Linked DNA regions of Homo sapiens: region 1 is linked to region 2. A link is a loop called in an ENCODE intact Hi-C map of the cell type or tissue named here. Cell type or tissue: CD4-positive, alpha-beta T cell. All regions are shown on one strand. Links, peaks and the distances in the headings refer to the core of each region. The heading gives the core; the rest is flanking DNA.

Region 1 (12,092 bases), core at 6,299-11,298, 84 kb after region 2:
AAAGAAGATGAGGAATTTCAGCAGAGAACTGGAAACAATTTTTAAAATCTAATGGAAGCTCTAGAACTGACAAATGCAATCATTGAAATTGAGTCTATAATATGGGTTTCACTCAGACAGTTGAAAAGAGGATTAATAAACTAGAAGATAGGTCAGAATAAAATCTAAACTAAAATATGTTCGGGGGAAAGGATAGAAACAATGGAAGCGCTTAGGAGATACACAGAACACAGGAAAAAACGTCTAACACACATATCACTGGTGTTCTGAAAGGCAAGGTGGGAGAACGAAGTAAACATAACATTGGATGAGATAACAGCCAAGAATGTTCTAAAATCCACAAAAGAAATAATGCCATAGATTTAGGAAGTTCAAACACCCTCAAACAAGATGTATATAAAGAAAACTATGCATAGGCATACCATAGGAAAATTCCTAAAAATCAAAGATGAAAAGGAAATCTTAAAAGCACTAGAGAAAAAAAGACCTATACCATCAAAGGAAAACCAGTGACAGGTGATTTTTCAAAAGAAATGATGGAGGTCATACATACAAATATGGAATGGTATTTTGAAAATGCTGATTTTTAAGACTGCATAAACTGATAGAAATAAAAAAATAGCCCTAGGAGTAGCTTAGACATAACATCTATCTAAGCTGTTCCTAGATCCTTTACCCTCAGAAACTGTGATATAATAAATATTTGTTATGTTGAGCTACTAGGTTTAGGGGTACTTTGTTACATGGCAATAGGTAGGGAGAAAATAAATCTCCTTTGAAAATTCATATGCACAGTCAGCCCTCTGATATATTTTGTAGCTAAAATTCACACTGCTTCTGTAGTACAAAAAAAATCCCTCAATTTAAGATTTTAATTTAAGGCGTAATGTTCCCTGGTACCTGCCAGAAGCAAATGCTAATTCTCTCTGGAAGAACCCACATTCACCCCAAATCTCAAATAATTCCTAAAGATAAAAGTTCCATGAGTGAGCCCAGGAGTTCAATACCAGCCTAGGCAACATAGTGAGACCCTGGCTCTACAAAAAAAAAATAAAAAATAAATTAGCTAGGCATGGTGGCACATGCCTGTAGTCCCAGCTCCTCAGGAGGCTGTGGCAGGAGAATCACTTGAGCCCGGGAGGTTGAGGCTGCAGTGAGCCAGGACTGCACCACTGCACTCAGCCTGGGCGAGAGTGAAACCCTGTCTCTAAGAACAATGACAACAACAACAACAACAAAAAGTTCCAAGAAATTCAGCTCAGTCAAAATCACAACACACACGCAGAAACAAGACACCATGAACAAGAGGTCACAGAAACAACAAAAGGCAGAATGAGACAAAGAAAGACTCTGCATACTGAAATGATCAAATAGAGATATATAACAGAAGTATCTCTAGTATGTTTAAAGAAATAAAAGAAGAACATGTATACATAAGGAAAAAGCAAGAGAATTTAAAAATGGCTGAGTAAAATTCGAACTGCTAATGTGAACTTATAGAATGAAAAATATAATTTAATAATTCAATGGAAAGGTTTTAATCTTAGAATTTATAGCTACTAAAGAGAAAGCAACAATTGAAGAACATATTTCAAGACAATCAGAATGCTGCACAGAGAAAAAGAGATTACGAGCTGTGAAGGCTAGAATCAGAAGGTCTAACAAATTATCTAATAGAAATAAATATTTGAAGACATAATGGCATAAACTTTTTAGGACTAGTGAAAAAAGATACCAAGCCACAAGTTCCAAAACTACCAAGCAGGATAAACGAAAAGAAAGTCACACTTAGATTCATCACAGAGAAACTATACAGCGTCAAATATAAAGAGAAAATCTCAGAAGCTGTCCAAGAGGAAAGATAGATTATCTTCAAGAGAGTGACAGAGTACAGTAAACTGACTTCTCAGCAGCAACAATAAAAGCCCAAAGTCAGTATGCTGAGAGAAAACTATCAGTTTAGAAAAACTACAATTTGAGGCCGGGCATGGTGGCTCACACCTGTAATCCCAGCACTTCGGGAGGCTGAGGCAGATGGATCATCTGAGGTCAGAAGTTCAAGACCAGCCTGGTCAACATGGTGAAACCCCATCTCTACTAAAAATACAAAAATTAGCCAGGTGTGGTGATGCACGCCTGTAATCCCAGCTGCTTGGGAGGCTGAGGCAGGAGAATCGCTTGAAGCTGGGAGGCAGAGGTTGCAGTGAGCCAAGATCTCACCACTGCACTCATTCTGGACAACAGAGTGAGACCCTGTCTTCAAAAAAAAAAAAAAAGAAAGAAAGAAAAGAAAAACTGCATTTTGAAAATGAGGGTGAAAAAAAAATTTTCAGACAAAGAAGAATTAATATAACTTGCTTACTAAATGAAATTCTAAAGAATATACTTCAGGCAGAAGAAGCAATAGAAGATAAAGAAAAGTGTGGTCCTGGGACAAAGGTACCAGACCTTTGTCTCAAGCTGTGCATTCATATATCCACTGCCTACTCTACATCTCCACTAGTACATATACTAGACAAGTCTAACTTTGCACAGCCAAAACTGAACTCCTGATCTTCCCCCCACATAAATGGTAACTCTGTCCTTCAAGTTGCCATTTAAAACACTTTAGAGTCACCCGACTCTCCTCTCTTTCATACTCCCCATCTGAAAATTATATTAGCACTAGTTTCATAATATATTCTGAAACTGCCTAGTTCCTACTACCTTCATAAGCCACAATCACCTCTCACTGAGATGGCTGCAAAAACTTTCTAACTGGTCTTCCTACTCTACCCTTGCCGCACCTCCCAGGGTCTAATCTCAACACAGCAGCTGGAATCTGCTTTAATAGAATGCTTTAACAACGGCTCTGCTCAACTCCTCAATGGATTCCCATTACATTCAGAGTAAAAGCCAAAGTCTTATAATGGCCTGTAATGCTCCATGTGATCTGTTCCCCATCTATATCCCTGACCCCTCATCTCCTCCTTTTTTTTTTTTTTTTTTTCCAAGTCTCGCTCTGTCGCCCAGGCTGGAGTGCAGTGGCGTGATCTCGGCTCACTGCAAGCTCCACCTCCCGGGTTCACGCCATTCTTCTGCCTCAGCCTCCGGAGTAGCTGGGACTACAGGCGCCCGCCACTATGCCCGGCTAATTTTTTGTCTTTTTAGTAGAGACGGGGTTTCACTGTGTTAGCCAGGATGGTCTCGATCTCCTGACCTCGTGATCCGCCCGCCTCGGCCTCCCAAAGCGCTTGGATTACAGGCGTGAGCCACCGCGCACAGCCTCTCCTACTTCTTACCCCTTCATTTACTGGGCTCCAGCCACACTGGCCTCCTTGCTAGTCTTTAAAAATGCCATATACCTTCCCAAGTTCTCACTGGCTGCATTCTGCCTGGAATGCTCTTGTCCAGGCGGAGATATGCCACATGGCTCTCTCACCACCTTAAAATTTTTGTTTGAGCTCCACCTTTTCAGGAAAGCCTACAGCCACCAAGCACCTAAAACTGCAACCTGGCGCATGCAGAGTACTTGATGAATGTTTGTTAAATCATTTGCCAATAAATGAACTATGTGGGTCAAGTGAAATACTATCTGAAGCCATTGTAGTAATGCCCCATGGGTTTTATTTTTTAAGGAGAGAACTAAAATACATGAAAACTAAACCCAGAGAATTAAAATACATGACAATAATAACATACAAATCAAGAGGGCTGTAATTGGAGTTACAGTAAGTTAAAGAGGGATGCAATATGGAGAAAGTAAAGATATTGATTAATTTTAAACTATTACAAGACAGCCAGACACAGGAGTGTATATTGTAGGAACTTGCTGCCTAAAAACGAGCAAAATGAATCTCTGGTGATAGAGGTGAGGACAGCTGTGAGCTCAGGAATGGGTATGTGTGTCAATGACTAGAGAGGGACATTAGAGGGGCTTCCGGGGAGCTATGTGTTTGTCACAGGGCTGCGCTCCCGTTGCCTAAATTCACTGAGCTGTGTACTACGAGTTGTTCTTTTCTGGGGGTATAGATGTCACACTTAAATGGTAACCACTAAAAAAATTAGAATGCAGTGAATAACTTCCAAAGTAGAAGAGGGGGGAAAGAAATAAGAGGAAAAAACAAAACAAAACAAAAAACCTCAATCTAAAAGAAAGCAATAAAGGGAAAGAAAGAGCCAAAAAGGTAAACGAATAGAAATTATAAAATAAGATAATTGAAATTCATCTATGTATATCAAGAAGTACAATGAATGAGAATGTATAAATATATCAGTTAAAAGACAAGAAATTTCAAACTAGATATTTTAAAAATTCGATTATATCCTGTTTATAAGGGACACATGTAAACAGAACAAAGGATATAAAAAGGATGAAATTACAGCATTGGGAAAGATACCTCAGAAAAATACCAAGCAAAAGTATGCAGGTAAATGGTGTTAATGAATAACAGACCAAAAAAAGAAAAAAAAAAAAAAAAAAGGCTTCCAGGCAAAAAGCCTTATTAGAAATAGAGGGTTATATAATCCCTTTACTATTAAGTACTGAAGGATGTAATTCTCAATTTGCCCACCTAATAACATAACCTCAGAACTGGCAGAGCTACAAAGGGAAATACATGAGGACAACTCTCACTAAATAGTAGACTGAACTGACAAAAAATTAGGAAGCAGATCAAAGATATCAATGGCACCATTAATAAACTTAATCTGATGAACATGTATGTAGAATATAGTCAACAACTGTAAAATATACTTTCTTTTTATGCGCACATTGACCATTAATATTGGTGTATGTCAGGCTCTAAGACTAGGCTCAGCAGCTTTCAAGGGATTGGTATCACAGACTATATTCTCTAACCAGAATGCAAAAAGACTAGAAATCAAAAAAACAGGAAAGTACTTATTTCCAGTAATTTAAAAAACACATATCAATGGTGAAGAGAAATCAAAATAGATATGTTTAGAAGCAAACAGTAAGAAATAGATTGCACATCAAAACTTACGAGATAAAGCCACAGCAGTACTTGAAGGAAATTTATAACCTTAAATATTTATATTAGAAAAGAAGAAAGGCTGCATTAAAAAGCTAAGCTTCAAATAAAGGAAGGAAATAATAAAGATAGGAACAGAAAGCTTCAAAACAGAACAAACATACAAGGGAGAGCTTGGGAGACATTACTATAAATTCTGTGGAGATTAAACCCATAATAAAGGAATAACATAAGCAACATTTTAACAATACATTTGAAAATTTAGATGAAATGGACAAATTATAAGTGTGGTAAGTCTAGATTGTATTTTTTATATTTAAAAAATTTGTAATATTCATTTTAACACATGCTTAAAATTAAAACGACATCATACTTAAAACAAAAAAAACCATACCATTTATAGGCAGAAAACCTTTGTTTTTTTAACTTCAAAACTCAGGTGACTGAGCATAAAAACTGTGGGTTTTTTCTTTTAACCCACAGCAGAGACAGGAAACCCCACCTAGGTGCATTAGGTGCCTCAAAAGGGTACAACGCTAGCAGGACTAAGCAGTTCAGATGCAGTCCAGAAACAGCAATCACTTGCTCCAAATAGAAAAATGAAGCTTCACTGACAGCTGACATCTGCACCATGCTTCACAGTATCTGAAGATTTTTTTTCCTATGTACATCAGCTATTTAAGTAGACACACATTTTCTTACATTTAAGATAAATAATAGTTAACGGCTACCACTTATTAGACATATATGTGTCAGGAACTGTCCTGGATGGCTTACATACGTTCTTTTCAAGCTTTACAGCACAACCAGATGCTGTAATCCCAGTTTTACAAATTAACAATCAGTAGACTGATTTGCTCATAGACTCACTCTTTTTTTTTTTTAGGTAAATAAATAATTATTGTTCATTTATTTGACTATGAAAGAAGAAAACAAACATTTATTGAGTGCCATTTATTTTTAAACTGTACAAGTCTGTGAGGTAAGTACGGCTACCTCTACTTTTATATAAAGGGAATTTACACAATTGGCTTAAGGTTGAAGAAATAGTGTCCAGGTTCAAAATCTGGTGTTCCTCATTCTGAAATCACATAGTCTGTATATTGGGCCACACATAAAAAGGAAAATAGTTTATCTTCTTCTCTCTTGCAAATAAGGACGGAGTTATTTTCTAGTGAGAAATAATTCTTATACACTTTGGTTACTGGAAACTTACTTTTTTCAGATGATGCATTAAATAAAGAAACCAGAGCTTAGCTTTACCTCTTTTGATATTGAAGTACATTAGCTGTGTCTCAAGGATAGGGGCTCCCATATATCCATGCTGCCTTAATAGGGGCTATAGTCTCAAGAGGATCTGTGCATTCTCTCCCATCACCCTACCTCTCACCTGAACTTTTGGAAAGATAATCTGGCCTGGAAGGAGAAGAAAATGGAGACAGAAATTTCCCCGGGTGAATTCTCACCATATAAGAAGTGAATCTGTAAGTAGCATTTAACACTGTATTATATATTGCAGTTTTTAAATACATGTCTTATATCTCCTACTCTCCTATAAGCATCTGCTCATAGACTCACTCTTAACCACGTGGGTACAAGATGCAAACCCAAGTCTAGCTGATGCCTCCCTTCATCCATCCTTTTAAACAGGAGGGCTCCAGGCAGGAAGTTGTCCACAGAGCCACAGTGAGTTCAAAAGAGGCTCTGTCCAAGATCAGCCCACCACAGCTCATACAAAGCACCCACCTTCTGGATGATGTTTCGCAGAGCAAAATACTTCTCAGTGAGGTCCCCAGCCTCACTCAGTGGGGCATCATAGTCGTAGCTGGTGGGCTGTGCTGCATAGGGTGAGTTGGCCCCTAGAAGACAAAAATGTGCCACTAGTTATTACTGATGGTGCAGCTCTGGGACAAGTTCTTTGGGATCCATGAGCTCAGCACTGTAGAGAGAGAAAACTAGAAGACACATTAAAACCACTTGTTGGGAGACACAGACGTGACCCTCAGGATGCAACGTTTAGAGGAAGGAATTTCTTTCTACAGGTAGCAGTTACCAGGCACCTTAGAGTTTACCAAGGACTCTTTCCATCCACTCTCTACAGAAGCTCACAGCTGTGATTCTAGCAGGTATCACCCCCACTGGACAAGCAGGGAATCTGAAGCTCCCCACAAAAATCTGCTAACACCTCACAAGCAGTAATGGCAGGGCTTATGATATGACCCCCATCTCTGACTGTTAATCCTGTCAACTCTGAACTTTTTCACGTCCTCAAGCTGTGGCTGAGAAAAGCTCAGTGGTGAAGACACAGATGACTAGGCCATGGATCAGCAGAAAACCCAGGGCTTATTAAACCAAACACAGCGGGAGATGACAGCAGACCCACATCAGCCACAGAGGTTCAAACATAATCCGAGGGCCTTTGTTGCATCTACAAAGACTGTCGATGGGGCTGTGGTGCACCTCTTGGATCCCCCTTTAGAACCAGGGCACTCACTCATTCTCCCAGCAGCTAGGGCTGTTGTCTGCTGACATTTCTCAGATGTGTCCGTCTCTGGGTGCTGGCCTGTGCTGAGCTGCCTCACCCAAGGTTACAACCCTCAGGGATAGCCCACATCCAACAACTGACCAATGTGCCTCGAACAGCCAACCCAGCTGCAGAGCTCCCTCTAAGATTGGATGAGGCCACTTGTGAAGCTGCATCATAGCCCCACTTCTCCCTCTCTATCCTACAGGCATTGCTCCAGAGAGCACAATCAATAAGCTTTCTACCAGGTAATCTCAGAGTCTGTTTCCCTGGGAACTTGACCTACAACAAAGACCAATGGATAATGCCAACACTGAGTATACAAAAGGACTAGAAAAACAAATGCCCCTGCAGTCACTGTGCAAGGGGCGGGGTCTAGACCAGAGGATCCCGACCTTGTCAGGGATGATGTTCACAGGTATGAGGTTGTCTGCAACATTGGGTGGTACTTCAAAAACTTACCCATGCTTAAGTGTCACATGGAGAGCTTGTTAAAACAGATTCCTAAGCCCCATCCCAGAGATTCTAATTCAGCAGGTCTGGAGTGGGGCCTGAAACTGCATTTCTAACAGGTGTCCAGGTGACGCTGATGCTGCCATCCATAGACCAGCAAGGCTTTGTGCCTTCCTCCTCTACTTCAGAGAGCATATTGCAATGCAAGTGTGTGAGAATGAAGTTATTTTAGGAATAGTCTTTTGTCCAACCTAATTTGTACATCAATGAGGCACAAAACATGATAGTTTACCTAGGATTAGTAATAAATTCCTTGGATGCAGCTCACCAATGATGGAGCCACCTTGGGTGACCTACTGGTTGTGGAGGTGACAGATGAGCAAGGCTGAGGATCAGATCAAGCAGGTCAGCTCCAAAGACTTTTTCATTAGTTCTCTGCACAGAATCTAAACTTTGAAAGATCTGGACCACTCAACCAACTGAACTGATCTAGTCATACCATTTCCCCCATTTCTTATTAATCAGAGACAACTCACAGCCAACAGGTCTGCCTGCCTTAAGGGATTCATAGGTTAAAACACATCCCTTCCTGTGAGACACAAAGAAAAAAAAAAACCCACATCCGTTGCTGCAAGGAACTCACCTTCTTTGTGGCCCTCGTCTGCTTCTAATGTGGTAGTCACCCATGCTGTGCTGTGTTTCTTATTTGTTATGTCTCTCTCCATGCTACACTGCTTGCACCTCAGGGGCAGAGACTGTGCCTCACTTGCCCTTGAGTCCTTAGCCAGAGCCCAGCATGGAGGGGGTTGCCAGGTTGAGTTGGGAAAGTGTGACCTCTAGAAGCACACTTTACAGGCCGAGGGAGCCCAGGCTGGGAAGCTGTCCAGTGGGTTTAAGGATGGATTGGAAGACTAAGTATTTGTTCTAGTTCTACTGGCAGAATCTTACTTTGGGTGTTTTTAGACCACCAAAGGGCAGCATCGCAGAGAAATGGTGCAGATTCAAGCCTCCTCTGGCCACTTAAGAGGGTGTGAGGTGGGAAGGTGAAAGAAATGGTGAGACTTTGCATTCATCAACATTCCACATTGTGTGAGAAGTACAGGAGCGCCTGGACCCTGTAGGCAGCCATCACACAGCTGTGGACACACACAGGTGTGGAGGAAGGAGACACACACCTGCACAGGCAGGTGCATGTTCCTGTGGGTGGGATGGGCAGTGAACTCCCCACTCCTGATGCCTTTCTCTCCCTGCTCTCCTCTAGGAAGCTGGCCTGAAGAACAGCTGCTAAGTACAGACTGGCCTTCTCTCACTTCCTCAAAGAGACAGGGCAAAAAGCAGCTTCAGGGAGGCTTGGCAGAACACAGTGGGGTGGGTGTGGGGGCTGGCTCAGGGGCTCCAGGGTGCAAAGGGTGATCCAAAGCGCAGTGACTCTGGCTCACCACCACCTGAGTTCCAGTCCAAGCTTCACCCCTTGCCAGCTGAACAGAAAACGTGTGGACTTTTTTTTGTATTCAGCTATTCTTATCTGAAAAGTGGTGCTGATAATCTCTAATTAAGATGAGGCTAATATGCAGGCTAAATAAGGCAACAGAGGAAGAAAGGGGAATTCTATGGATTATGGCAGAGGGAGGGGCAGGAGAGAGGATTAAGGACAACATTTATGTTCTGACAGTTTCTATAATGTCCAATTTTTTTTTAAGATGAATGTGTTATTTTAAGTATAACAGTAAGATTTTTAAAAAATTGTGTCATGAACCATAAAGTTCCAAAAACGATGCCTTTTTTCCTGGATCGGATGATTGGTCCCGATCCCATCAATGGCAGCTAGGGGGAATCCCCATCTACTAAGTGAAAAAGGCACCCACCAGGTCTCAACTGTTTCTCATAAGATGAACACAGAGGGATTATCTAAAATATCAGTGACCAACCTTGGCACACTATTATCTTTTCCTTTTTTTTAATTTAATTTAAGTTCCGGGATATATGTGCAGGACGTGTAGGTTTGTTACATAGGTAAACGTGTGCCATGGTGGTTTGCCACACCTATCAACTGGTCACTTAGGTATTTATTTTATTTTATTTTTGAGACAAAGTCTCACCCTGTCACCCAGGCTGGAGTGCAATGGCACGATCTCAGCTCACTGCAACCTCCACCACCTGGGTTCAAGTGATTCTCCTGCCTCAGTCTCCCGAGTAGCTGGGATTACAGGTGAGCGCCACCACAACCAGCTAATTTTTTGTATCTTTAGTAGAGACAAGGTTTCACCATGTTGGCCAGGCTGGTCTCAAACTCCTGACCTCGTGATCCACGCACCTCAGCCTCCCAAAGTGCCGGGATTACAGGCGTGAGCCACCGCACCCAGCCTGGTCACCTAGGTATTAAGCCCTGCATGCATTAGCTATTCATCCTGATGCTCTCCCTCCCCTCACCCACCCAGACACGCCCCAGGCACACTATTATCTTATATGCAGTGACATTTGAGTTTTGCAATATCTTCATTTCTTGGCTCTACTAATAGTATTAAAATTGATAATGCTTGTAAGCGATGTCTTCTCCTAGCCCATCTCAGCCTGCAAAAAAGATAGCAGTTCAAAGGAGAAACTTCATTAAGAGCTGATAGTATCCAATTTCAGATCCTGAGAGATTTAGGCCCAAACTAAGCCTTCAAAACTCAACAGCTGGGCATCCTCCATGATTCAGAGAGAAAAATGCAAATAAAGAGACAGGTGGGAAATGAAGCTTAGCGAAAAGCCAGTACAGCATCATCTGTCTTTGCAAAAAAACAACAAAAATCAAAGACGTTACAGAAAAATTTTGTCATAATTTTTCCTACACAAAAAAATACAGAAATGTAAAGTGGTGTGGCCTTTTTGGGAAACACTATGGCAGTTCCTGAAACTCTAAACATAGAGTTACCATATGACACAGCCGTTCCACTTCTTGGTATACACCCAAAGGAACTGAAACAGGAATTCAAACAAATCCTTGTACATCAATGTTCAAAGCAACACTATAACCAAAATGTGCAAATAACCCAAATGTCCATCAACCAATGAATGGATAAATAAAATACTGTACATCCACACAAGGGAATACTATTCAGCAATAAAAAGGAATGAAGCACTAGTACGTGCAACAACGTGGATGAGCGTTGAACACATTGGGCTAAATGAAAGAAGTCATACAGGTGTATATATGTGGTTCACTTATACGAAATGTTCAGAATTGGCAAACCCACAGGGACAGAAAGTATATTATTTCCAGGGGCTGAGAGGAGGGAGAGTGTGGAATGAATGCTAATGGGTATGGAGTTTCTTTTTGGGGTGATAAAATGTTTCTGAATTAGATAATGGTAATGGTTACACAACTTTGTGAATACAGTAAATACCACTGCATCATATACTTAAAAATTGTCAATTTTATGGTTTGTGAATTATACCTCAACAAAACAAAACGTTAAAAGAAAGAGACCACAGTAGAATATTTGAACAAATAAGCTACAGTTATAGACTGTGACTGAAGCCTGCCCAACTACCCTGGTTTAAAACAGTAAGGCTTCTAAATGCTCACATTTATTTCCCTTAAAAATTATTTTGTCCAGGCGCAGTGGCTCACGCCTGTAATCCCAGAACTTTGGGAGGCCAAGGCAGGTGGATCACGAGGTCAGGAGATCGAGACCACCCTGGCTAACACGGTGAAACCCCGTCTCTACTAAAAATACAAAAACAAAAATTAGCTGGGTGTGGTGGCGGGTGCCTGTAGTCCCAGCTACTCTGGAGGCTGCGGTGGGAGAATGATGTGAACCCGGGAGGCAGAGCTTGCAGTGAGCCAAGATTTGCACCTCTGCACTCCAGCCTGGGCGACAGAGCGAGACTGCGTCTCAAAAAAAAAAAAAAAAAAAAAAAGTAAGAAATATTATTTTTTAAAATTACATAGGTAATCCTTATATGTTAGAAAATTTAGGGCCAGGCATGGTGGCTCACGCCTGTAATCCTAGCATTTTGGGAGGCCAAAGTGGGAGGATCACTTGAGGTCAAGAGTTCAAGACCAGCCTGGCCAACATGGTGAAACCCCGTCTCTACTAAAAATGCAAAAACTTAGCCAGGCATGGTGGTGCATGCCTGTAATCCCATAATCCCAG
Region 2 (12,092 bases), core at 4,292-9,291:
GCGGAGGTTGCAGTGAGCTGAGATCATGCCACTGCACTTCAGCCTGGGTGCGGAGTGAGTGAGACTCTGTCTCAAAAAAAAAAAAAAAAAAAAGAAAGAAAAAAAAAAGAAGTTAGGGATGGGCCAATTCCTAGGCAGTCTTTGCTTAGACAACTTCTGTGAGGTGGGCTATGATCTGCCAAATCCTAGCTCTGCATTCCTTTGTTAGTTTGAGCATGCTACTTTTCTCTCTTAGCCTCAGTTTTCTCTTCTGTAAAACATGCTTCAGAGGGATTGAAAAAAAAAAAAAGATGATGAATACAAAGCACCTATGTTCCTGGGTCATAGATAAAGGAAAGTTTTGGATATGCCCAATCAGCGGCTGCCTCTCTTTTCCTGGTAGAGCTGTTTATTTTATTCATTTAATCATAGTGAGATAGAAACTTTAGGGCACCAAAAGACAATGGCTGGTCAAAGGGGCTTTACTGCCCCTTCATTTCCATCACAGGCTGTACCAAGCAATGGTGAGGTGCAATCCAAGTTACTTCCATATCTCTGCCTCAGGATGGGTCTTTCATTTCCTCAAAGTCAGTCAGAGCTCCCCTTATTCCAAAGTTGGAGAGAATATTCCCTCAGGACAGGAATGTAGAACCTCTGGTGACATCCAAACAAAACCCTCTTAGAATACCCAAAAGAAAGTTTCTTCCCATTAAGCAAAAGAACCATAGAAAGAAAGCCAGCATGATTTCTACTTTTTTAAATATTTATTTATTTATTTATTTATTTATTTATTTATTTATTGAGATGGAGTCTTGCTCTGTCGCCCTGGCTGGAGTGCCATGGTGTGATCTCGGCTCACTGCAACCTCCGCCTTTAAGGTTCAAGCGATTTTCCTGCCTCAGCCTCCCGAGTAGCTGGGATTACAGGCATGCACCACCACACCTGGCTAATTTTTGTATTTTTAGTAGAGACAGGCTTTCACCATGTTGGCCAGGCTGGTCTCGAACTCCTGACTTCAGGTGATCCGCCTGCCTCGGCCTCCCAAAGTACTGGGATTATAGGTGTGAGCCACTGCACCCAACAAGCCAGCATGATTTCTAAACAAAGATTGGTTTAACTGTAAATTTTCAGACATTAGACTCATGTCTTTCTTGTTGCAACATACCTAGCCTAGGTGTAATTTGCTCAGGAACAATAGAAGTGGGTTTGCTTTTGGGGTGATGTAAATGTTTTGGAACGAGTTGGAAGGGTGGGTTGCACAATATTGTGAATATACTAAATGCTATTTAATTGTACATTTTAAAATGGTTCATTTTATATTATGTGAATTTTACCTCAACAACAATAACGAGTAATAGGAACTAGTCCAGGCAATATCTGTCCCACAGTAGTTTCTCAAATTCTATTGAATAAGTAAATTAATTTCATCTGCTTCTCATGAGAAGGAATAATACAGGGTGAAGCCAAAGGGTCTTTAGACCTTTAGGGAGATTATTTGCAAGGAACTCTCCTAACAATTTGGAACGATTTCTATTGAAATAGTTGCCTATTTTGTGCCAAGCAGAATGCTAGTTTATGGAAATAATAAAGAGTTAAAGAAGTAAGTTCTGCCACTCATGGAATTCACAATCTGATAAAGGAAACACAAACGCAGGATTAACTAGACTGCAAGCAAGACAAGTATGATAATAGAGCCACAAGAAAGATTCTTTGGGACTCCAGAGGAAGGAGAAATTGATTAAATTTTAAATTCTCATAATATGATTAGCTTTTGAAGTAGACCTTGTAGGAGAGGCATGATTTTGATGAAGGGAAGGGAGAAAGGACTCCCCAGCCTGATGAAATAGCATCTGAAAAGGCACAGTGGTGTTAAGAGAGCACTGTGTGGTCAGGGGGTAGTAGTAGGGTTTTCTTGTAGTTAAAGTGCATGGGAGTGGGGCAGTGGAGCAAAGTAGGGAAAGGTGAGACCAAAGAAAAGTACAGACCTAAGAGGCAGCAGCCTTGAGTTATGGACTGAGTCAGCTGCCATCCTGCTCTGGGCTTGAGACTGTCAGGGGGTTAAGGGGCGCTGTCCACACACCCACCAGTTCAGGACTGAAGCACTCACTCTACTAGTCGTCAGGAATGTTGGCCCTGATAGCTCTCAGCTGGTCTCCCTTCAGGAATCGTCCTCCCTGGGGGCAGCTCATATTCAGTGACTGGATAATGAGGAGATACAAGCACTTGCCCCTTGCCTAGATTTGGGATAACTCTGAAGGGCCATTGCTACTCCAGAGCTCCCATAAGATTAGTGGAGGCCTCTGTTGCAACTGTGTTGCAGTTCAACTTTTCCCACTGTCCAATCTGCGTTCTTTCTTTCTTTTTTTTGAGATAGAGTTTTGCTCTTGTTGCCCAGGCTGGAGTGCAGTGGTGTGATCTTGGCTCACTGCAACCTCTGCCTCCTGGGTTCAAGCGATTCTCCTGTATCAGCCTCCTGAGTAGCTGGGATTACAGGTGCCCGCCACTAAGCCTGGCTAATTTTTTGGATTTTTTAGTAGAGATGGGGTTTCACCATGTTGGCCAGGCTGGTCTCAAACTTCTGACCTCAGGTGGTCTGCCCACCTTGGCCTCCCAAAGTGCTGGGATTACAGGCGTGAGCCACCACACCCGGCCCCAGTCTGCTTTGTTTATGCCCTTACAGGTGTGGTTTCCAAGAGGACTCCCTACTAAATCTCCTGCATGCTAATCTCAGAGCCTCAGAGCAAGCTTCCAGAATCCCAATCTAAAACAAGGACTTTCTGATCAAACTGGGGACAAGAGAACACCTAACGTAAATGGAAACTGACCTAGGAGCGGGAAAATGAGGAGACATAATCTTTGCATCAGGGATGTGCTTCATTAATTGCCTTCCAACCATCAACCTCACTTAACAGTTGGCTCCTCTATTTTCCTTTAGTCAGTCTCACTTTGGCCCCATAATTTGCGTGTCTCAAGCCCTGAGGCATCTTTCCCTATACACCTTATTCCTGTTATCGTTACAGCCCATCTCTACCCTTGGTCATGCCACAACCACCTGTCATTCTATATCCTGTACCCTACATCCAGTCAGAGATTGTCCACTCCATCTCCAGCCTTTCTTGACTCAAATGAACCAGACATAAACTCCACCCACTTTTTGTGGTCATAATACTTTACCGCTTGAAAGCTTACAATAGCTCCAAATTCCCCTTTCATAAAATCAGAAATCCAAGTGCTTTTATATATTGACACTCATTTTACCCTCTTCTTAAAGTAGATAAGGTTGATTTTATTACTCCAAGAAATTGAGGTTCAGGAGAAACAATATTTTAATCATGAATTAGACTCACTCCACCAAAAATACCCACCACCTAACTGCCTAGTAAAATTGCTAGCACAAAACTCAATTATTTTTTACTGAATGAGTGGATTTCCTTATCTCTTAATCAAGTACTCTACACTGGCAATTCAAGTTTCTATTTAACTACACAAAGTTCACTAGTCCTGTCTCCAAAATCCCCGTTGTGTTTCTAATAAGACTTTATGTGACCAAGTTCAAAGATTGACTGAATTGTTCCAGAAATACTGGTGGGCTTTAGGTCAAAAATTACTTTATTAAGACTTTTCATATTGAACATAACTGCCAAAGTCTGCATTTTCACCTTTTCTGAGAAATTGTGAAACAGCAGCAAGAAGAATGAATTTTAAAACCCCCAAACTCCATTTGCACCAGACTTAGAGACAGAGATCCTTTTCAGACTCCAAAATACCTGGATGGTCTGCCCAAAGCAGCTGAGATCAGGTGAAACCTGTGTGGGAAAGGGTGAAGTGCAGGGTGGTAAGAGATGGAGCAGGGACAGACGTCAGCAACACGCCAAAGGCATTTCCTGAGCAGAGGGTGCACAGTGAGGTGCAGGAAGAGAGGTGATCAACACTTGGGTCAGAAGTTCTCCTGGCCCCAGTTTGGTTCTGAGAAGCAGAGGAGGCAGGTTTGCCAAATTTCAAATTTGCAGGAGGCAGACAGTCAGTCTCTGTGGCAGCAGAAAAGAAGAGAGCCATCGGGTTGTGAAGACAGCTAGCCTGGAAAACTGCTGCCATCGCCTTCGTCCTAGGCAGAAACACAAACATAAGCACATTAAACAATGCAAAGACAAATACTGAGAAAAATGACACCATTGACTGTAATCTGGAGAGGAATACTAGAGAAATATAGGAAAATACAGAAAAGATTTCATTATCATGATAAAATATGTCTATCTCAGCTGAAAAGGCATCATGGGCCACTCCAGAGGCATTCCAGCTAGCTAAAAATAGGAAGGAACGCCTGTGATCACCACTTCTATATAACATTGCCCTGGAGGTACCAGCTCCACAAGATAAGGGGAATAAAGTAGAGGTATAGAAATTGGCAGTGGCTCATGCCTGTAATCCCGGTACTTTGGGAGGCCAAGGCAGGCGGATCACTGGAGGTCAGGGGTTTGAGACCAGCCTGGCCAACATGGCGAAACCCCGTCTACTAAAAATACAAAAATTAGCTGGGCATGGTGGTGCGTGCTGGTAGTCCCAGCTACTTAGGAGGCCAAGGTAGGAGAATCGATTAAACCCAGGAGGCGGAGGTTGCAATGAGCTGAGGTCACGTCATTGCACTTCAGCCTGGGCGACAGAGTGAGACTACATATTAAAAAAAAAAGAGAGTCTGAGAAGCTGTCACAGCCAAGGGGAGCCTAAGGAGACAACTACATGTCATTAGTTCTGGATCAGAAAAAGGACATTAGCTAAACATTAAGGAAACATGTCCAAAAAGAATGGACGTTAGTTAATAATAATGTATCAGTATTGGTTCAGTAAGTATAGCAAATGTAGCTTTCTAATGTATGGTGTTAATAACAGGGGAAATGTGATGTGCAGTAAATGGGAACTTTCTGTGCCATCTTCACCAGTTTTTTGGAAATCTAAAACTGTTCTAAAATACAAGTTTATTTAAAAAATTGGAAAGGGGAAGGGAAAATATTTCTAGTTCCAATAATACTGTTGAATAATTGGAACACCCAAGAGAATTACCTGAAAAACTATTATTAACAATAAGATAATTATGCAAGTTAATAAGGGAAGATGTTAATACATCAAACTCAATTACATTTATATTTACAAATAACAATCAGGAGATGTGGGATAACAGACCCACATTATGAAAGAGAATAGAAATAAATAATAATTAAAATATATATTATCTATACATAGTATGAAATAGATAGAAAATATATGGGAACAACTTAGTCTAAAACACTATTCCAGCACTAGGCCAGAAAAGGCCTTATACAAGCAAGCTCAATGGCATAAAAAACACCAGTTCTTTTCAGTTAAATTATTAAATACAATGTTATTCTTCAAGACATATTAATAGCCTTTTATAAATTACATACACCGATTTAAAAGCTTACATAAGAATGAACAACAACAAAAAATAGCCAGGACCACTCTGAAAAAGAAGAGCAATGAGGATACGCATATTATAAATTAATATGTATGTTAAATTAATTAGCTAATTAAAATATACAGCAATGTTGCAGAAAGTCAAGTGAAACAGAATGGGAAATCTAGTTTAGTATGAGATCAAAATACAAGTGAGAATTTAGTGCATATTAAAGATGGCAACTTAAATCAAAGGAGGAATACAATAAACTATTTATTCAGAAGTGGGCCAAATGTATTGGCATCTGGAAAAAAAATTAAGCTTGATTCATATGTCACACTACACATAGTTAAATTCCAAACAGAAAAAAAATATTTAAATGTAAAAATTGGAAAAATAGAAGTTCTAAAAGGAAACATGGGACAATTTCTTCACAATTTGTGCAGCAGGCAAAGCCTTTCTAAAAATAACTCAAAATTCAGAAGCCATGAAGGAAAAGATTAATAAATTCAACTATGTGAATTAAAAATATGCATGACAAAAACATCCCCAAAGAAAAAGTCAAAAGACAAATGATAAACAGGGTCATCTGGTTGCAGTTAAATGCAATTGAACTTTTTTCAAATTACCAAGTGGCACATGGATGTTTGTTACATTATTCTTGGTACTTTTCTATATGGTTGAAATGCTTAATAATAAGTAAATTAACATATACTATGAAATATGGTGCCATTAAAAAGAATAACTTTCAGCTATATACCTATACCATTCACAAATGTCCATAATATCTTAAGTGCATTTTGAAAACCTGTAAGTATAAACCCCAAACTGTTAGCCATTTTATAGAGGAAAAAATTATGCTTTGTATGTTCTAGGCTTCTTTATTTCTTTAAGCAAACATGCATTACTTTCATAATCTGCCAAAGCAATAGCAATATTTCCATTTTAGGAAAAAAAGGAGAACTTTATGATGATGGAGAACTGACTAAAATAAACCACACAGAGATACTCTAGAACATAGGGCTCCCAGGTGACTTGAGCATGCGGATGTCATCCTGATGTAACACCTGCCCACAGAGATGTGCAGTGCTTTGAAGAAGATGCTGACGTCAGTCCTGAGGATGAATAACTGAGTTTATGGTATGAGATAGGTACAAGATAGCATGCTGGAGCCTGCAGAATGTTTGAATTCTTTTGATCATGCTTGATATAAACAGACTATCATTGGAGGCGAGCAGGCAGGAAAAAGATCTGCACCAAGACTAGACTGTACAACCACCTCTCCATGGTTACCTTGGTTAGGGAGCTTCCTCCTAATTGTTTTGATGTCACAAGAAAAATGTCACACACAAATAAAGTGAACGATGGTTCACATGGAGCATTGTGTGGTCTAGTTGGGCTCCTCTTCATGGAATGACCAGGGAAGAATTTGAGGGAGTTCGTGCAGTGGACAAAGGGTAAATATATGAGGGAATGGATTTGAGTTGTAAATACAAGAGTTATTTCTAATCTGAGTCCTTAAGAACTTCTTGAGGGTTACAGATCTGTTCATTCTATTACTAGAAAGACTTCCAATTAAGGTGCAGTAAAAAGTTCACAGTTTGGGGATCTTCCTGTTTTCCAAAACTAATTGAAATGTGATAGGCAATATATAACAACAGAAGTCTGATTGATGTCTAGGTACAAATGCCACTTTGAAAAACTGTTAGACAACTCTGTGTAAAGTTGAACATGTACCTATTTTATGATCCAATAATTCTACACCTAGGTATTGATCCAAGAGAAATGAAAACTTTGGTCCATAAAACGACTTGTTCAAGAATGTTGGTAACATCACAGTTGATATGATTTGGCTGTGTCCCCACCCAAATCTCATCTTGAACTGTAGCTCCCACAATCCCCACGTGTCATGGGAGGGACCCAGTGGGAGGTACTTTGAATCATGAGGTTAGGTTTTTCCCATGCTGTTCTTGTGATAGTGAATAAGTCTCATGAGATCTGATGGTTTTATAAAGGGCAGTTCCCCGCACACACTCTCTTGCCTGCTGTCATGTAAGATGTGCCTTTGCTCCTTTTTCACCTTCCACCATGATTGTGAGGCCTCCCTAGCCATGTGGAACTGAGTCTGTGAAACCTCTTTCCTTTATAAATTACCCAGTCTCAGGTATATCCTTATTAGCAGCATGAGAACAGACTAATACAGTAAATTGGTACCAGGTAGTGGAGCACTGCTGTAAAGATACCTGAAAATGTGGAAGCGACTTTGGAACTGGGTAACAGGCAGAGGTTGGAACAGTTTGGAGGGCTCAGAAGAAGACAGGAAGATGTGGGAAAGTTTGGAACTTCCTGGAGACTTGTTGAATGGCTTAGATCAAAATGCTGATAGTGATATGGACAATAAAGCCCAGATTGAGGTGGTCTCAGATGGAAATAAGGAAGTTCTTGGGGACTGGAGCAAAGGTGACTCTTGTTATACTTTAGCAAAGAGACTGGTGGCATTTTGCTCCTGGCCTAGAGATCTATGGAACATTGAACTTGAGAGAGATAATTTAGGGTATCTGGTGGAAGAAATTTCCGAGCAGCAAAGTGTTCAAGAGGAAGCAGAGAATAAAAATTTGGAAAATTTGCCGACTGATGATTTAATAGAAAAGAAAAAAAAAACATTTTCTGGGAAGAACTCCAAGCCTGCTGCAGAAATTTGCTAAGTAACAAGAAGCTGAATATTCTTCACTAAGATAATGTGGAAAATGTCTTCAGGGGATATCAGAGACCTTTGTGTCAGCCCCTGCCATTACAGGCCTGGAGGCCTAGGAGGGAAAAATGGTTTCCTGGGCCAGGTCCAGGGCCCCCCTGCAGTGTACAGCTTAAGGACTTGGTGCCCTGTGTCCCAGCCACTCCAGCCATGGCTAAAAGGGGCCAAGGTATAGCTGGGGCTGTGGCTTCAGAGAGTGCAAGCCCCAATCCTTGGCAGGTTCCATGTTGTGTTGAGACTGCAGGTGCACAGAAGTCAAGAATTGAGGTTTGGGAACCTCTGCCTAGATTTCAGAAGATGTATGGAAACGCTGGGATGTCCAGGCAGAAGTTTGCTGCAGTGGTGAGGCCCTCATGGAGAATCTCTGTAGTGCAGAAGGGAAGGTGGGGTTGGAGCCCCTACACAAAGTCTCCACTGCTGTATTGCCTAGTGGAGCTGTGAGAAGAGGGCCACTGTCCTCCAGACCCTAGAATGGTAGATCCACCAACAGCTTGCACTGTGTACCTGAAAAAACTGCAGACAGTGTCAGCCCGTTAAACCAGCTGGGAGCGGGCTATACCCTGCAAAGCCACAGGGGCGGAGCTTCCCAAGGCTGTAGGAGCCCATCTCTTGCATCACCATGACCTGGATGTGAGACATGGAGTTAAAGGAGATCATTTTGGAACTTTAAGGTTTACTGACTGCCCTATTGGGTTTTGGACTTGCATGGAGCCTGTAGCCCCTTTGTTTTGGCCGATTTCTCCCATTTGGAGCAGCTGTATTTACCCAATGCCTGTAACCCCATTGTATCTAGGAAGTAACTAACTTGCTTCTGATTTTACAGGCCCATAGGTAAGAAGGGAGTTGCCTTGTTTCAGATGAGACTTTGGACTTGGACTTTTGCATTAATGATGGAATGAGTTAAGACTTTAGGGGACTGTTGAAAAGGCATGATTGGCTTTGAAATGGAAGGACATGAGATTTGGGAGGGGCTGGGGCAGAATGATATGGTTTGGCTGTGTCCCCACCCAAATCTCATCTTGAATTGTAGCTCCCATAATCCCCATGTGTCTTGGGAGGGACCCGGTGGGAGGTAATTTAATCATGGCAGTGGGTTTTCCCATGTTGTTCTCATGATAGTGAATAAGTCTCGCAAGATCTGATGGTTTTATAAAGGACAGTTCCCCTGCATACGCTGTCTTGCCTGCTGCCATGTAAGACGTGCCTTTGCTCCTCCTTGCCTCCTGCCATGATTGTGAGGCCTCCCCAGCCATGTGGAACTGTGAGTCCATTAGATTTCTTTCCTTTATAAATTACCCGGTCTCTGGTATGTCCTTATTAGCAGCATGAGAATGAACTAATACAATACTTAATGGTGCAAGATGGACTGCTTTCTCCCCAGGATCAGGAACAAGACTAGGATGTCTGCTCTTCCATTTGTATTCATATTGTATTGGAAGTTCTCATCAGGACAAAAATCAGCAAGAAAAAGAAATAAAAGGGATAGAGATTGAAAAGGAAGAAGCAAAATTATCTTTTTGTAGATGATGTGATCTTATATGCAGAAAATTCTAAGAAATCCACTATAAAACTATTAGAGCTAATAAGTGAGTTCAGCAGGTTGCAGGATACCAGATCAACATACAAAAAACAATTGCTTCTACTTTGGGAGGCCAAGACAGGAAGATCACCTGAGGTCAGGAGTTAGAGACCAGCCTGGCCAACATGGTGAAACCTCGTCTCTACTAAAAATACAAAAATTAGTCAGGCATGGTGGTGTGTGCCTATAATCCCAGCTACTAGGGAGGCTGAGGCAGGAGAGTTGCTTGAACCTGGGAGGTGGAGGTTCAAGATGGTATGTGAATTATATATCTCCCTCTACCCACAAAATGCTTAAAAGGTAACTTAACCCTTTGATGGGGCTCAGTCCTTTGGATGTTAATCTGACTGGGCTGGTGCACCTAAATAATTAATAAATATCCTCCTGAACCCCATCGGTCTCTCTGATTCCTTAAAATCCTGCTACATTTCTGGGAGCTCGCCCATGAATGGAGACAACAGATTTACTGTCTCCTTTGTCTGCGGGACTAGAGCCTCAGGGCCAGGGGAGACCTGGCATCCAAGGTGCACCACGGGGGAGTTTCACCTGGATGGAAACCAGCTCTCCCTGCATCCCAGCACCCTGCCTGGTAGCGGAACGGAACTGGGGGTGGGGCTGCAGGACAATACCAGCTCTTCAGGAACCACGGTAAGGAGCAAGGGCCCAAGGCAGGGAAGCCTGTCCCATAAGGACAAAGGGGAGCTTGATCACCTCCCGGGGAATGACCACTAATCCAACTCAGAGAGGCTGAGGGCGGCAGGAGTGGCTTTTCAATTTGGATGAACTTCGTGTCCCCACTAACAAAGTGAAAGTGGCTACCAAGATGTACATTAACCGAGATCAGGAGGCAAAGAAGGAGGCTGATTGGAAGCATAAGAAAGGTTAATTTACTAGCAGCAGCCCTTACGGGAAGAGAAGCTGGCTTTGCAAGGAGGCATGGACATGGGCGTGAATGCAGTCTTGGAAAAGGCTGGTCTGGACAGGAGTTTAAAAACCAGCCAAGGCCAGAGACAGATTAATGTGCATGGTGCAAAAGGAAAGGACATTGGAAGGATAAATGTCAAAAGAATAAGGAGAATGGTCAAGGCCATGGTATGAAAAAAAACACTGGTCAAGGGCTACTGCACCCAGGAGAAACCCAAGACCCCCTGCACCTGCTGTGGAAGGCAGGGTATAAAGTGTCAAGAAAAAAAAAGCTCAAATCTGCTCTAAAAGTGTCCAGCATTTAAGCTTTTATATAAGCCAAGAGAAAAGATGGCTTAGTAGTGAACAAAAGCAGGCTGTTTGTGCACTTCCTACTCCAACCACCTGGTGTCAAATAAGAGAGTTCCTAAGGGCAGCAAGGTTCTGCTGCATTTAGATCCCAAATTTCTTGCTCATGGCTAAGCCATTACATGAAGTCACAAAGAAGAGGAAAGAAGGAGCCCCTCCTCTAGGAGGCCAACCAGGAGAAGGCTTTTAAAGAAATCAAAGAAGCCTTGACTCAGGCCCCAGCTTTAGGACCGCCAGATCTAACTAACTAAGCTTTTCTTCTTGTATGTCCACAAATGAAAGGGAGGCCATAGAGGTTCTAACTCAAGCCATAAAGTCATGGCATCGCCCAGTGACATACTTATCCAGGCAATTAGATTCTATGGCACTTGGATGGCCTCCTTGTTTTAAAGCACTAGCTGCCACTGCCCTACTGGCATGGGCAGCTAATACACTGACTTTAAAAACTGTGAATACCCTAAACCTTAGCTCCTCATCAAGTCAGTCCCAGGAGGCCCCCTTCATTGCTGTGTGGATGTGGTAGATAGAGTGTTCTCAAGCCGGAGAGATTTGACACATCGGCCCCTTGGAGACCCGGACATTGAATATTTTACTGATGGAAGCAGTTTCATACTAAAGGGAGTCCGTCGTGCTGGGTATGCAGTGGTGACTTTGGACTCAGTAGCAGAGGTGCAGTCTTTGCCTACAGAAACTTCTGCTTAGAAAGCAGAGCTAATAGCTCTGACAAGAGCTCTCTGGCTAGCAAAAGGCCAAAAGACAAATATTTACACAGATTCCAAATATGCTTCTGCCACTTTGCATGTTCATGAGGCTATTTATAAAGAAAAAAAGACTTTTAACCGCTGGAAGTAAAGAAATAAAGTAACAAGGAAGAAATTCTACAGCTCTTAAATGCTGTATGGGCCCCAAAAGAGGTGGCAGTGATGCACTGCAAGGGGCACCAAAAAGCAAGAACACTAAAGGCTAAAGAAAATAGAAAGGCAGACAAAGAGGCAAAGCAGGCTGCAATGACAACTCCACCTTCTAAAGAAGAAGCCTTAGCTATGCTTCTCCTCCTGGAGATTCCCCTCCCGGAGATCCCAAGCTACACTCCAAATGAA

The links. A loop is a pair of places that touch in the nucleus more often than their neighbours do. Peaks named below come from ENCODE experiments on the same cell type or tissue, not always from the same donor. Only the 100,000 strongest peaks of a DNase experiment are listed, where the experiment ranks them.
Region 1: it touches region 2 in a loop (2.0-fold over the local background); 3 of 110 quality-filtered maps call a loop at or near these places.

What each region holds. Positions count from the first base shown.
Region 1 is chr3:33,039,401-33,051,492 of GRCh38, forward strand. It overlaps GLB1 (galactosidase beta 1), which reads right to left. Exons shown (of 16, transcript NM_000404.4): 10 at 6,720-6,832. Among named protein-coding and RNA genes, the nearest start is that of GLB1, 52 kb to the right of the region's middle. In CD4-positive, alpha-beta T cell, for the core only: no CTCF peak of the experiment used is centred there; a DNase peak (open chromatin) is centred at 8,601; H3K4me3 peaks cover 680 bases; H3K27ac peaks cover 985 bases.
Region 2 is chr3:32,957,538-32,969,629 of GRCh38, forward strand. It overlaps a transcript of GLB1 not described here. Among named protein-coding and RNA genes, the nearest start is that of CCR4, 12 kb to the left of the region's middle. In CD4-positive, alpha-beta T cell, for the core only: no CTCF peak of the experiment used is centred there; a DNase peak (open chromatin) is centred at 6,534; H3K27ac peaks cover 229 bases.